2 separate regions of the Homo sapiens genome follow, and region 2 is linked to region 1. A link is a loop called in an ENCODE intact Hi-C map of the cell type or tissue named here. Cell type or tissue: PC-9. All regions are shown on one strand. Each heading gives the region's core, and the rest is flanking DNA. Links, peaks and the distances in the headings are about the cores only.

Evidence for each region. Peaks named below come from ENCODE experiments on the same cell type or tissue, not always from the same donor. Only the 100,000 strongest peaks of a DNase experiment are listed, where the experiment ranks them.
Region 2: a loop joins it to region 1, with 2.7 times the contacts of the local background. A loop is called at or near these places in 3 of 110 quality-filtered maps.

What each region holds. Positions count from the first base shown.
Region 1 is chr1:198,654,162-198,661,653 of GRCh38, reverse strand. The region is part of intron 2 of PTPRC (protein tyrosine phosphatase receptor type C); the gene reads right to left. It overlaps PTPRC-AS1 (PTPRC antisense RNA 1), which reads left to right. Exons shown (of 3, transcript NR_199042.1): 2 at 948-1,031; 3 at 3,833-4,101. Among named protein-coding and RNA genes, the nearest start is that of PTPRC-AS1, 9.2 kb to the left of the region's middle. In PC-9, for the core only: no CTCF peak of the experiment used is centred there; DNase peaks (open chromatin) are centred at 3,853 and 4,843; H3K27ac peaks cover 2,754 bases.
Region 2 is chr1:198,573,730-198,581,221 of GRCh38, reverse strand. No RefSeq gene overlaps it. Among named protein-coding and RNA genes, the nearest start is that of ATP6V1G3, 37 kb to the right of the region's middle. In PC-9, for the core only: no CTCF peak of the experiment used is centred there; a DNase peak (open chromatin) is centred at 3,551.

The DNA.
Region 1 (7,492 bases), core at 875-5,874:
GATTCTTCAAGGTCAAAATAATATTAATTAAGTGTTATGAGTATTATTATTTACCTAACAGTACTAAGAAGTTATTTTTCTTCTTCTCTCTCATTCTCTCATTAGTAGAAAATTAATGTTTCCAGAAACTATATGGTATATAATATTACAACAGATAGAGAATATTAAAGCATATATGAGAATCCAGCTATCTATTATTCAGACAGACATTTAAAAGATTTGTAAAAATGCAAAAAAGTGACACTATTCCTATTAAATCTTTGTTTTATAATATCTGGTTGTTTTTCATACAATATGTGCTATTTATATTAATATATTGATTTATTATTATTTAATAAATAATTAAATATTTTAAAATTCTATCTAGTTTATTTTACAATAAATATATATAACCCACATAGACAAAACCTCTTTATATTCCACAATTATGCTAAAAATTAGGTTTATGTTTAAGAATGTTTAAAAAGGAGTCCAGAGACTAAAAGGCATGAGAAACATTGGTTTCAATTAACAGTGTTAAGATTTTGAAACCACAAATTTCAAAATATTTCAGCAGTTCAGCACTAAATTAGGCTTTTCTTTTTTTCTTAATGTAGTTTTTAGAAAATATTCAGTGAGTGTGTGTGGTAAGAGGGATATATATACATTGATCCTAGTCACCTCTAAGGCTTCTTTCAACTCAAAGATTCTGCAGCTCCATTGTGAAAGGAATTGAAAAGAGAGCTTACTGAAAATACTGTTCTCATAAGCCTGGTGTGAAAGTTAGCAGCTAAGCATGTGGTTAGGAGCGGCAGTTTTGGGGTGAAGCAAAAAGTGAAGAACTCCAGTGCAAGAATATAATGCATTTTTGGATCATTGTGTTGGTGGTAGATTATCTAATGAAAATGATAAGACTGAAGGGTTTGCTGTCAAAGTTACTTAGATTTCATAATGGAATGTCTTCTCAGGAGGATGGAAACTAGAGTCCATGTTGGCCTTACAAGTCTTCTCTGAATATTCCAGAAACTAATAGTTAAGATTCTTTCAAAAAGGTAAGTTGATAGATGCCCACACAGTTTCTCCTCTAGACTGTGTCACAGATGACAACCTCATAACCTCTACCTGTTGTCCTGGTTCTACCATTTATTTCAACACAGAATACACACACACACCACACACACACACACACACACACATATATTTGGGTGTGTTTATGTAAATTACATATTTCCTCTTTCATATAACTTTATATTCAAAATTTAAACACAGCTGCACAAAAGATAAATGTGCAAATCATAGGAACACAATTCACAAAGGAAATGTAAATAATAAGCATATGATAAAACCCTGAACACAGTAAAAATTAAATTAATCACAAAATGGTAAATTGAAGAAATACCAGTTTTTATAAAAGTAACACTTTTGAAAATGATAAAATTAAACTCTGACAAAAGTATGTGAAAGGAAACTCATACAATGTTAGGAAGAGAATAGAGGAAACAACTTTTCTGAAAGCCATTTGTCAATATATATGAAGAGACTGAAAATGTTTTCATTTTTTAACACAGGAATTCCAGGTCTAGGACACTATATCAAAAAAAAGATCATATATATATATATATATATATATATATATATATATATGGACATATATATGGACAAATATATCTATATATTTATATAGATATAATCTATTTATATAGATATATATGTCCATATACGTGGACAATGATTTCTGTATGATGATATGCATTTTAAAGAAAAACTACCAAAATATCTTTCTTTGAAAACTAAAACAACTAGTTTTACAGAAAAATTAAGAAAAATATTCTTGGTCAGGCACAGTGGCTCACGCCTGTAATCCCAATACTTTGGGAGGCCAAGGCGGGCAGATCACCTGAGGTCCTGAGGTTGGGAGCTCGAGACCAGCCTGAACAACATAGAAAATCCCTGTCTCTACTAAAAATACAAAATTAGCAAGGCATGGTGGTGCATGCCTGTAATCCCAGCTACTCAGAAGTCCGAGGCAGGAGAATTCTTTGAACCTGGGAAGCGTAGGTTGCAGTGAGCTGAGATCATGCCATTGAACTCCAGCCTGGGCAATGAAAAAAAAAAAGCAAAAAAAAAAATATATATGTATTCTTCAAAGCCATGTTGGTTTGGTCATTAAACACACACTGTCGATTTCCTCAGACAGTCCGAACTATCGTGTCCTCAAAATGAGCACTGGCCCCCTCTGTCCCTCCACTGCATGGGGCCTACACAAGAAATCCCACCTGGGGAGGGGCCACATGTATCTTTTCCACAAATTTGTCTTCTGTTCCTTGGCATAGAGCAATACTAACATTTGTGAAATATTTGTAGAAAACACAGCTGCCTTTTCTACAAAATATGCAAGTAATTACTATAAAATAGTATGTGTCTAGTGGTGACAGACAAGAGAACAAGGCAGAAATCAAAACATGAAGAAGCTGGTGTCTCCTTCTTAGAGACCAGGTGTCTCCACTAGCCCATTAATTGTCATAATGGCCTCTGAGTTCTAACCTTAAAAAAAGTATATTCTCTTATCTCTCAAAATTTTAATTTTACTTGAAATAAGTTGGTTCTCAACTTCAAATTCATCATTAAGATATTTTTAAAATATGATTTTGAAAAATCTTGTCTGGAAAGAAAATTCTTTTCCTTAGCAGAACGCCACAGAAATGCAGATACTTCCTGCGCATGTCTGTAGGGTAGTACCGTATCAGTTATTCAACTTAACGTTCTCAAATGATTTGATGAAAGCACTCTTTCTTCTAAAGATTCTTACTCTAAAAGGTAAGGGTTAGCTGGATTTTTTTTTTTGGATTATCATGAGGAGCAACCAGAAAACTGTGCTACACTCTCTAAGGGGACACAAATTGTCATAATTTTCCAGAAAGGAACATAATAAGAACAGAAGTGCAATTCCATCAAATCTTGCCACATATGTGTTACATTTAGTATTCTGGGTAACAAATGCCAAACTTTTAACCACTTTTCAGGGGTGAGAGGAGAGGAAAGGACAGAGCCGGCATAGAAAACTTGTTAATTAGTCTGTAAAAGAGCAAGCAAAAGACTTCACCAAAGTTACCACTTCAGGACAAGAAATATTTTTCTTATATAGGAGAGACTGATAAATCATGGTAAACATTCTACGTTATCCTTATCATTCCGTCTCAAGGAGGTATGTATACATTGTGTCTTTCATGAGCACAATTACAGTCCACATCACTTTATTTTATTCCCTCCTTGTATAAGAAAGCAACATAATAAAATAATACTCAGGCTCAATATTTTGCCATTTTTACTATCAGATTACCAGTCATAGTGTCAGTCTATCTATACAAAACATGCTAAAATATTCCCACGATACCAGATTATCTCATAGAATTATAGAGCCTCATCAGTTCATGTGTATCATTATTAATTCAACAAATATGTATTTAAAGGCTACTCTGTAACGATAGGCACTGCCTATACAAAGACAAAGGAAAACATCTCTCTCTCTCTGAAAGGTGCTTAAAGCAGAAAGAAACTAAAAACCAAATAAGGAAGGGTATTCCAATGAGACAGACCAGAAAGATGTCCCTGTGGGCATGTAGGATGGCTGAAATGTATATGTGCTCCACATCTCTCCCCTGGAAAGGTGAAAAACCTGTACTGTTGCACAGAGCTTGGGCACAGTTTAGTTTAACACACATTCATCGAGTATTGAATCATAATTATACTATTTTTGTCTGTGGAAGAGATGCCACAAATGCATTTTTTATGGGCTATAAAGAAAGCCAATGTCAACAAGAAACCTAAAAAAAATGTGTTTGTGTTCATTCAGGAGTAAAGCAGAGACATTCAAAGATGAACAGCAATTCTGAATGGAAAGAGGCCAGCTGTAAAACGTCATAGAAGACCTGCAGTAGAGATACAATCCTGAGAAGAATATTTAGCAAGAATGGGGTTTCAGATTTCTGGTATTTCCATATGGGTGGAGATTGAAGAAAAAAAAGAAAAGAGCAAAAGTTTTCTCATAATGTTTTGCAACTTCTGCTTCCGGGCCCAGTCAGAGCCCAAAAGCAGCAAGAGAAGTAAAATGAAAACACTGAACATTTTTTTTGTTTTGTTTTGTTTTAAATAATAATTAATTTTCACTCACAAAACTGAGTATACTTAATTCAGGTATGTTTGAGATTTCAAATGAATATCTATAGTGAATGCATTTTTATTTAAAAGGAGAAAATGGTTTATTCTTGACATCCTTTCTTAGCTTAGAGAGAAATAAAATCTTCAGAAAATAGTGGTGGCTTACAAAAGTTGGATTTTTTTAAAGGAATAAAATGGAAAGCACGAGTAATCTGATGATAATATTCAATAACAGAAAAAGTTCTTGCCACTAACACTTTATCAACTATAAACATAAAAACCTACTTTCTTAAAGATTAATTATCTACACTGTGATCAGCATAAATGCACAGCTAATTTTTTTCTGCTCTAGTAAGTGAATATTTTGGATTTCAGAATGAACTTTGCTTTACTAGAAAGAGGTAAATCAAAATATTTAATCTACATAGGAATACATACAGTGTGTGTGTGTGTATATATATATTTATATATATACACTATATGTATTAAAAAAAAAACCTCTTGATTCCATCCTATGGTGGAGTTAGAATGTTCTATTAACACAAGTAGATATTTCGTTTTAAACAAAACTGATTTTTTTTCCTACACTAATTTAATCTCCTTGCCTAATGTTCTTTAGTCCTCCAACAGGTCTGCCTACTTAAACAATTTCTAGTCACAGGATGTGGCTGCCACAGTTTTATCTCCATCTGGCAGAACATAACCAACCTGCTTGAGCTCTCAGCTCCTGTTTTATAGCAACTAAAGTTTCCTTGTTCACCCGCTCCCCCACGCCACCTCCATGACGTGCATTTCTCGTAAAACTACAGATCAGTAAACTTCCTCAGGGAACTTGCAGTAATGTATGACAAAAAAAAAAAAAACAAAAAACAAAAAACTAGTAGCCCTGTGATGTGTAGCAGAATTCATCAGACTAGCTGTCTGTTCTGGCACTGATTGCCAGGCAAGCTTCCATTGTGCCTTCATAGCTCATACACAGTGCACTTTCCCTGTATTAGGCCCTTGTAGGTATCTGGATCCATGGGCAAAAACTTGAGTAGGGGAGGGAAAGAAAGGGAAGCAACAATACCTTTTAAGTCAAAAACTGAGAATAATAGATTGCTATTTCTTCTATATGCAAAGGATGAAAATATACCTATGACCCTTTTCACTGTGAAATGCTTAATGTTTGTTCTAGCAATTCTTACTGGAAATGACTGCCTTACACAGTTGCAAATGTCTTAGAATAGTATAGTGAACATCTATGATTGGAAATAAGTCCCTGTTAATCTTTCAAATAATGACCAAATTTTTGTAACCTCTGGTAGGTACAATTCGTAAATACATGGATAACTCTTACAGGACAAAAATTACATCCTACTTATAGTGAATATATTTTTATATCATTTTGTTAAAACTTCTTAAATTTTTCTAATAGTTAATACTTAATTGTTACTACAAAATTCTCACCTGTGAATCTTTTAAGTTTTTTAAAAATTATGTGATATCTCCTTTGTTCATTGTATAGAGTACCCAACGAACTTCATGGTGAGTGATGCTTAGTGGGTGCTTTCTGATGAAGCATCCAGTAGTTTAACCAACTGGTCTAGAATAGCACAGTGTTACTGCTGGGAGCCATAAAGAAATTATTTCAATGAAGTTTGTAGTTTTCAGTTAAGGTGGCTAGGGTAGGCAATTTTGCCCTCAGTTGACATTTGGCAATGCCTGGAGACATTTCTGGTTGTCACAGTCAGAGCAGGTTGGGTAAATGTGCTGCTGTGTCTAGTTTACAGAGGCAGGAATGTTGCTAAACATCCTACAATGCCCAGGTCATCTCAGTTCTCCAACTAGATTGTCCACAGGGTCAAGATTCAGAAACTAGTCTAAGCTGTAAATCTCACTGAAAAAGAAACCAGGCTTAAAGAAGTCAAGTCACTTATTGAATACCACATACCAGAATCTCAGTCTAGTGAAGAGGAATTAGTAATAGAGTTAGGATTCAAAACTTGTCCCAAAATGCCTAATCCAACATTCATTTCATTGTATCAGGCCACAGAACAAATACCTCATAATATGCTGGAGGAATTCTAGACCAAGTTCCCTCATTTTTGGTGTAACAAAGGACAAGTCACTAAATATCTATGAGTTTCAATTTTCTTTTTTGTAAAATAGATGCGTTGAAATAGATTATTTCTAAGGTCTCTTGCTTCTCTAAAATTAATTGTTGTATAAATAATGCTACTTTACATTATAGTAGTTTCCAAATTCCTTTTCTCTTTCTTTAATTTTTTTTCTCTTTTTAAAATGTTTGGTACAGGAATTCTAACTCAAATAAAAGCAGGAAATATGTCAGCTAATTAAAAAAAACCGGCAACTTGAACAATACTTGTCTCTCAGTAAATAGTAAAGACCATCACAAAATAAAAGGTATTCTTATTTGTTATTATTTAATAGAAGACACATTCTCTGGTCCATTTATATCCTGTATACAAATTAACTTATTTTGATTGTATCCATGCAATCTAAGACAATAAAAATAGAAGAAAAAACAGCCACATAAACAGCAAAGTGTTATTACTGATTTAATTGAATTGATTTGACATTTTCAGTCCACTGATATATTTCCTGAGATAAAAGTTGCCCTTAGTATTCATGAATCTGTAGTTCATTCTTAGTAATTTTAACATGAAAAATTGATGTGTTTAAATTTTCACTTTAATATTCATGTTTTCTATAAAATATTGTAAAATTCTAAGATATTATGGTTATACATATTTATTACTATTATTACATATTAATGTGAATTTTGAGAAACTTTCCTTTGCATGATTTTCTCAAATTACAAAATATATTATTCTCTTATAAAGGACAGCAGGTTTAAAATGGAGCAAGGAGCATTGGAAATATATTTAAGGGGAGGGAGGGGCCAAATTTGGTTGTTAAATACCATATTTTATTGATTAAAGAGTTTGGCAGATTAATTGCTACAATTGTAAAATAGGACAACAGATAAAAAGAGAAAATATATAGTTGTCTTTTCTTCACTAAAAAAACTAGTACTTGTAATCTGTGTATATAAATTTTTCGTGTACCATATAATCCCTAATTTTAAATCTCCTTTCATTATAAAGTGAGAGAATGAAATCTTAGCTATCACATTGTTGTTTCAATCCACTAGCTAATTTTTTTAAATCAGAAGAAAATAAGCTGTCATTTATTTATTTATTTTACTCAAAAAGAATTTTAATCTGACCCATGTGCCACTGTTATTGTTAACCTCTAGACATTTTAACAGCATTTTGATGGACCTTAAATCAATTAACACTATAAAGGAAAACATCTGTGGCTCTAATACATTTTAGAGTTACTCTTAATA
Region 2 (7,492 bases), core at 1,052-6,051, 81 kb after region 1:
ATGATGAGAGAATTCACCACTACCAAGCCAGCACTGCAAGAACTGCTAAAAGGAGCTCTAAATCTTGAAACAAATTCTTGAAATACACCAAAATAGAACCGCCTTAAAGCATAAATCTCATAAGACCAATATAACAATAACACAATACAAAAAAACCCAAGGTATTCAGACAACAATGTATAGGATAGTACCTCACATTGCAATACTAGTATTGAATATAAATGGCCTAAATGCTCCACTTAAAAGATACAGAATGGCTGGGTGCGGTGGCTCACACCTGTAATCCCAGCACTTTGGGAGGCCAAGGCAGGCGGATCACCAGGTCAGGGATCGAGACCATCCTGGCCAACATGGTGAAACCCTGTCTCTACTAAAAATAAAAAAAAAAATTGGCCAGGCGTGGTGGCAGGCACCTGTAGTCCCAGCTACTTGGGAGGCTGAGGCAGGAAAATGGCATGAACCCAGGAGGTGGAGCTTGCACTGAGCCGAGATTGCCCCACTGCACTCCAGCCTGGGTGACAGAGCGAGTCTCCATCTCAAAAAAAAAATATCTATATCTATATCTATATATACACACACACACACACATATATATATACAGAATGGTAGAATGGGTAAGAATTCACCAATCGAGTTTCTGCTGTCTTCAGGAGACTCATCTAACATATAAGAACTCACATGAACTTAAAGTAAAGGGGTAGAAAAAGATATTTCATGCAAATAAACACCAAAAACAATCAGGAGTAGCTATTCTTATATCAGACAAAACAAACTTTAAAGCAACAGCAGTTAAAAAAGACAGAGAGGGGCTGGGTGCAGTGGCTCATGCCTGTAATCCCAGCACTTCGGGAGGCCAAGGCTGGCGGATCACCTGAAGTCAGGAGTTCAAGACCAGCCTGGCCAACATGGTGAAACCCTGTCTCTACTAAAAATACAAAAATTAGCTGGGCATGGTGGTGGGTGCCTGTAATCCCAGATACTCAGGAGGCTGAGGCAGGAGAATTGCTTGAACCCAGCTGGCGGAGGTTGCAGTGAGCTGAGATCACACCGCTGCACTCCAGCCTAGGGGACAGAGCAAGACTCTGTCTCAAAAAAAAAAAAAAAAAAAAAAAGCAATTTTTAACAATATTAACACTGGGCTCTGGGTGATAATGATGTGTCAATGTAGGTTTATCATTTGTAACAAATATATTGGTCTGGGAAATCTCCATACCTCCTGTACAATTTTGCTATGAATCTAAACCGGCTCTAAAAATAAAGTCTATAAAAATAATTTTTAAAAATAGAAAAAAGGTTAATATAATAAACTTTATGTTATGCATATTTTATCTGAATAAAAAAATGGGAAAAAATTATCCCCAAAAAAGAAAACTTTAGGTCCACATAGTTTTGCTGGTAAATTCTATGAAATGTTTAAGGAAAAATTCATACCAATTCTAAAAAAACTAGTCCAAATAATTGAAGAAATTATTCCTCACTTTCTATTAGATACAAAATCTGGAAAAAGACGTTAAAAAAAAAGAAAAGAACAGAGCAATATCCTTCATGAAAATAGATACAAAAATATTAAATAAAATTTAGCAAATTGAATCCAAATCAAGTTTTGTCCCAGAAATGCAAGATTTGTTTAACATTTAAAAATTGATAAATGTAATTTATCATGGTAAAAAACTAAAAAAGAAAATCTATTATGATCTTCTCGGTTGATACAGAGGGAAGCATCTGACAAAATCCAACATTTATTCCTGATAAAACTCTCAGCACACTAGGAATAGAAGGGAATTTCCTTAACCTAATAATCATCACCTATGGAAATTCTATGGCTAATATTATTTTCAGTAGTGAAAACTGAATGCTTTCCCCTTAAAAAGGGGAATGAGATAATGATGTCTACTTTTATCTCTTCCTTTCAACATTGTGCAAGATATTTTAGCTACTAAGCCAAGAGTAGTTATACAAAACACATCCTGATTGGTAAGAGAAAAGTACAATTGTCTTTATCTGATGGCAGTGTGATCACTTCTGTAAAAACTTCAATGAACAATAAGCTAATAAAAAAAGCTAAGTGAGTTAGCAAGGCTGCAGAATAAAAGATCAATATAAAAATTCAATTGTATTTCTAACTGTTCCCAATGAACGTTACAAATTGAAATTTTTAAAACTATGAAAATACCGTCAATTAATACCAACTACTTACATATGAGTCTGACAAAAGATGCTCAAGCCATGCAAACTGAAAACTGTAAAATATTACTGAGAAAAATTAAAGAAAACCTAAATAAGTACAGAACTGTTTCTGTTCATGGATGAGGAGACTCAATATTTTGTAATGCAGATATGCTGCAAATTAATATATAGATTCAATGTATTCCCAGTCAAAATTTCATCAAGCTTTTATGTACAAATTGATAAGCTGATTCTAAAATTTGCTGGAAATTTAAGGGACCTAGAAAAGCCAAAGCAATTTTATAAAAGAAAAACAAAGAGGATTAGCTCTACCTAACTTCGAGACTAAGGTTAAAGTAATAAAGACAGTGTGGTATTGGTATTAAGATAGACAAATAGGCTGGGCGCGGTGGCTCACTCCTGTAATCCCAGCATTTTGGGAGGCCGAGGCTGGCAGATCACAAGGTCAGGAGATCGAGACCATCCTGGCTAACACGGTGAAACCTGTCTCTACTAAAAAAAAAAAAAAAAAAATACAAAAAATTAGCCAGGTGTGGTGATGGGTGCCTGTAGTCCCAGCTTCTTGGGAGGCTGAGGCAGGAGAATGGTGTGAACCTGGGAGGCGGAGCTTGTAGTGAGCCGAGATCGCGCCACTGCACTCCAGCCTGGGCAACAGAGCAAGACTCCATCAAAAAAAAAAAAAAATAGACAAATAGATCAATGGACCAAACCAGAGTCCAGAAACAGGCCCATACATATAGAGACAACTGATTTTTTGGCAACAGTGAAAAGGCAATTCAGTGGAGAAAAGATAGTCTTTTGACAAATGGTGCTAGAACAATTGGATAATGGCATGCAAAATATAAACTTTGGTTCGCACCTCACATCATATACAAAAATTAGCTAAAAATTGATCCTAGACCTAAATGCAAAACCAAAAGCATTAACACTTGTAAAACACATAGAAATTTTTTGTGACTTTGCATTAAACAAAGATTTAATTGATATGAAACTGAAAGAATAATCCATTAAAAGTTAATAAATTGTATTTTATAAAAATTAAAATGTGTGACCTTTAAAAGTTACTGTTAAAAAATGCAAAGATAAATCACAGACTGGGAGAAAATATTTGCAAATAATATCTGTAATAAGGCAATTGTTACAGATATTATTTGTATTATTTGAGAGTTCTTCAGATAATATAAAGAACTCTCAAAACTTAAGAGTAAGAAAAAAATTCAATTGTTAAAATGGAAAAATTATTTGAAGAGACACATCACAAAAGAATACAAGTGTATGGCCAAGAGGCACATGAACAGATGCTCAAATGTATTAGTCATTGGGTAAATGAAAATTAAAACCGCAAGATTACAGTACATTCCTATTAGAACAGCTAAAATTAAAAATGCTGGCCATACCAAGTGTTGCCAAGGATGTGGAGCACTAGAATTCTCAGACAATGAGGATGGAAATGTAAAATGGTGCAGTCACTTTGCAAAACTGTTTGCCATCATTTAAAAGTTGTAAAAGTATATGTATTATATACCTAGCAAGTCCACTCCTAGTTATTTACCCAATAAAAATAAAAGAATATGTCCAAACAAAGACACAAAAAATTTGTAGCAGGATTGTTTTCAATAATCCCAAAATGGAAACAACCCAATATGTCCATCAACAGGTTACACCGCATGTTCTCACTCATAGGTGGGAATTGAACAACGAGAACACTTGGACAAAGGAAGGGGAACATCACACACCGGGGCCTGTTGTGGGGTGGGGGGAAGGGGGAGGGATAGCATTAGGAGATATACCTAATGTAAATGACGAGTTAGTGGGCACAGCACACCAACATGGCACATATATACATATGTAACAAACCTGCACGTTATGCACATGTACCCTAGAACTTAAAGTATTATATATATATATAAATATATATATAAAAACAGGTTAATGGATAAATTTTAGTATATCCATATAATGAAATACTACTCAGCAGTAAATAAGAACAAAGTGTTGTTACATACAGCTACATGAATAAATCTCAGAATAATTAAGCTGAGTGAATGAAGATAGATAAAAAGGCTAAACGATATGATTCCATTAATTATAAAACTCCAGAAGATGCAAATTTCCCTGTAACAGAAAGCAGATCAGTAATTGCCTCTGGGCAAATGAAATGAGGGCAAGTAAGAAGGAATGAGAAGGGTATTCAGGAAACGTTTGCAGAAAATTGATGTGTTTACTATCTTGAAAGTGTAAAGGTTTTATAGAGATACATATATGTATATATGCCAAAACTTATGAAATTGAACACTTTAAATATATGCAGTTTATATTACATCAATTTGCCTCAATAAAATCGATTCTAGAAAGAGAGTTATATGGAATTCAGGCTGTAGCTAGACAGAAAGATTTTGTAGCTACCATCCTAGTGGTGATAGCTTAGGAGTTCCTGCAAATAAATTCAAGGTGCCACAATTCTTCTAATATATGCAGAATTTGAGTGCCCTAGGTTATTTATAGTCAACTGCTGGGGATTGAATCCCAGCTATATTAAGTTGGAAAGTGTGGCTCTTTGGCAAGTTTTCTTATCCAGCTTCATGGAGTTGTTGTGAGGATTTAATAGATCAAATAGTAAGTGCTCAATAAATGTTACGAGCACATGTTATAAAATGGTTTATTATTATGTCAATATTTGAAGGAGGAGTTTCATTGCTTTGGTCAGCTACTTAAAGTCTATGACTCAGAAAGTCAGCAACTTCTCTGATAATTGAAGCTATGGAAGAGAATGAGTGACTCAAAGACAGAGTGAAAGGTAGAGGAAATAAATGAGAACAGAACCTTGGGGGAATGTCTGAGCTTAAGAGGAAAGAGATGGAAGAGGAACTAGATAAGAAAACTGAGAAGTGATACAAAGGTGGGAGGAAAGTAGGAAATGGTGGGGTCACAGAGTATAAGAGGAAATATTTTCAAGAAAAGAAAAATTCTCAAATGCTGCAGCCATGAAAAAGAAGCTCAAACATAAGAAAAGGCCATTGGATTTGGCAATAATGAATTCATGTTGTCCTTTGAGACAGCAATTTCATCAGAGGGATGGGGAAGCAAGACACATGGTATGGGGCTATGAATTAGTGGTTAGGCAGTGTAGCAATTAACGCACACCACTTTTCAAGAAACTTAGAGATGCATAGAAGAAGAACAATAAGATTATTAGCTCCAGGCAGGGCTAAGAGGGTATTTCCAGTGTTAGGGAGTACCTGAGCATGTTTTCAGGCCTAGGTGAGGGGACAGAAAAACTTAAAAAAGACTAAGTGAACTCTTTCAAAGCCAAGTTTTGAAAGAAATAAAAGAGGATAGGAAATAAAACACAGATGGAAGTCTTAGAAAATACCAAAGACCTTATGTTTTAAGAAAGCTGGAATGAAAAATATAAAAAACAAGAAAAGGAAGAGGGAGGACAAGAGAAGGAAAGTTGAGAATCCTGGTATCCTATGGCTGCAACTACACTAAAGTAAGCACCATAGTCATAATCAGAAAGAGAACTAGACTGGCACTGATGACATCAGAAGAATGAGAACCAATTTGAATTATCAAGAGTTAGATATTATCACATAAGTGACGTGCTATATGTATGTTGGTTGAAGAATTTAAAGATATAAAGTATATTGCAACCTCACATACCTGACAACATATTATCACTGACTCAAATTTATTTCATTTATAATAAATAATTATCCTAATGCCAAGAGCTACAAGCAATCAATGACCAAATGCACAACCATGAAATAAGGAATGTGACCATTAGATACATTGGTAAAAAGATAATACCTCTTGGTTCTAGTTCCAATTCTGTCACATGGCCTCGGATTTGATGCTTTGCCTCACTAAGCCCCAGCATTCATCGTACAGGTCCATTGAGGTCTAACATGGTAAAAATCAAATATACTTATAAATGTACTTTATTTGCTTGTAGATTGAATGACTGGCATGTTATTTTATCTCTAGAGATGATATTATCCTTGGCTTAATGAGGCTTGCAAAGTTGTTTTTCTTTTAATCCAAGACAAAATATGCTATTCCCATCAGTAGATGAGAATAAATGATTGAGAAAGCTCAAAGTCAACGGCCAATCCTCTATACCTTGGGAGCTCAAACTAGTAGAGTCCTGCAGTCACTCTTAATTTCCAGCATATGAAGCTGACAAAGTCATTTGACTGACTTCTTATGCCTCCTCTGTCACAGAGGCAGCCACTGCCCCTCTGATATTATGTAGGTCACTCTAAACACTATGCAGAGTTTTATTTTAGAAATAAAATTTCATGCTATGTAACTACACGATATATTCCAGGGAGCCTGACTGCACATCAAGGAAAAGGGGTGCTTTGTTTCAGAAGGACTAGAATATAGCAGATAAGTATGAAGTTTCTGGAATCAGAACACCTGAGTTTTAATTCTGACCTCACTGCCTACTAAGTACAGCATAATCCCTCTAAGCCTCCTTTTCTCATCAGTAATATAGCACTGTTAAAATTTTAGTGTGCATATGCATAGAATATGCTTATGATAACATCTGACACATAGTAAGCAGTGAATGTTAATCTTTATAGAAATATGCTGAATTTGGGGTATTTTTTTATCAGTGAAGATCTCTTCTGTTTGGATAATTATATATTATATTTACAGCCTGAATAAAAATTAGTTTTAATCTCCTTGAAAAAGCCATGCTTTCCAAACAAGGGGCAGAAGGAAATCCTCTATATTTTTCCTGGTCTTGTCTTTTTAAATCCATGAGGCTCTAGAAGGCAAAGAAGTAACTAATGATCTGTAGCAGGCAGCCCAGCCTGTGTGGCATTTTGCTATAATAATTTATTGTTCACAGCAACAATAACAACAACAACTCACCACCAAATTCTGGAGAGTAGATTAGGGCTCTTCTATCACTTGAATGTTTAAATAAGAAATAATCACAAAAAGGAAGAGGGTTAGAGGATATATATTCATCTTTGTTTATAAAATTGATGAGAAAGGTTATTTTTAAAGAGAAACTTAACTTTATTAGTCAATTTTAGATTCTGAAGAAAAAATCTTCATGATAAAATCAAAATCCTAACTGATTTTTAAAAACTGAACAAAAACATGTCAGTATCTTGAATACGGTTTACATATATGCATTCCCATTTATTGGCCAAGTGACAAAAACTTCCATCAATCAGTTCAACAAGCATTTATTGAATGTCTACTGTGTGCTAATCATTTTTCCAGAATTAATGATATAAACATATATCATTATATAATGGCTAACAACTAGAAAGAGAGCCACAAC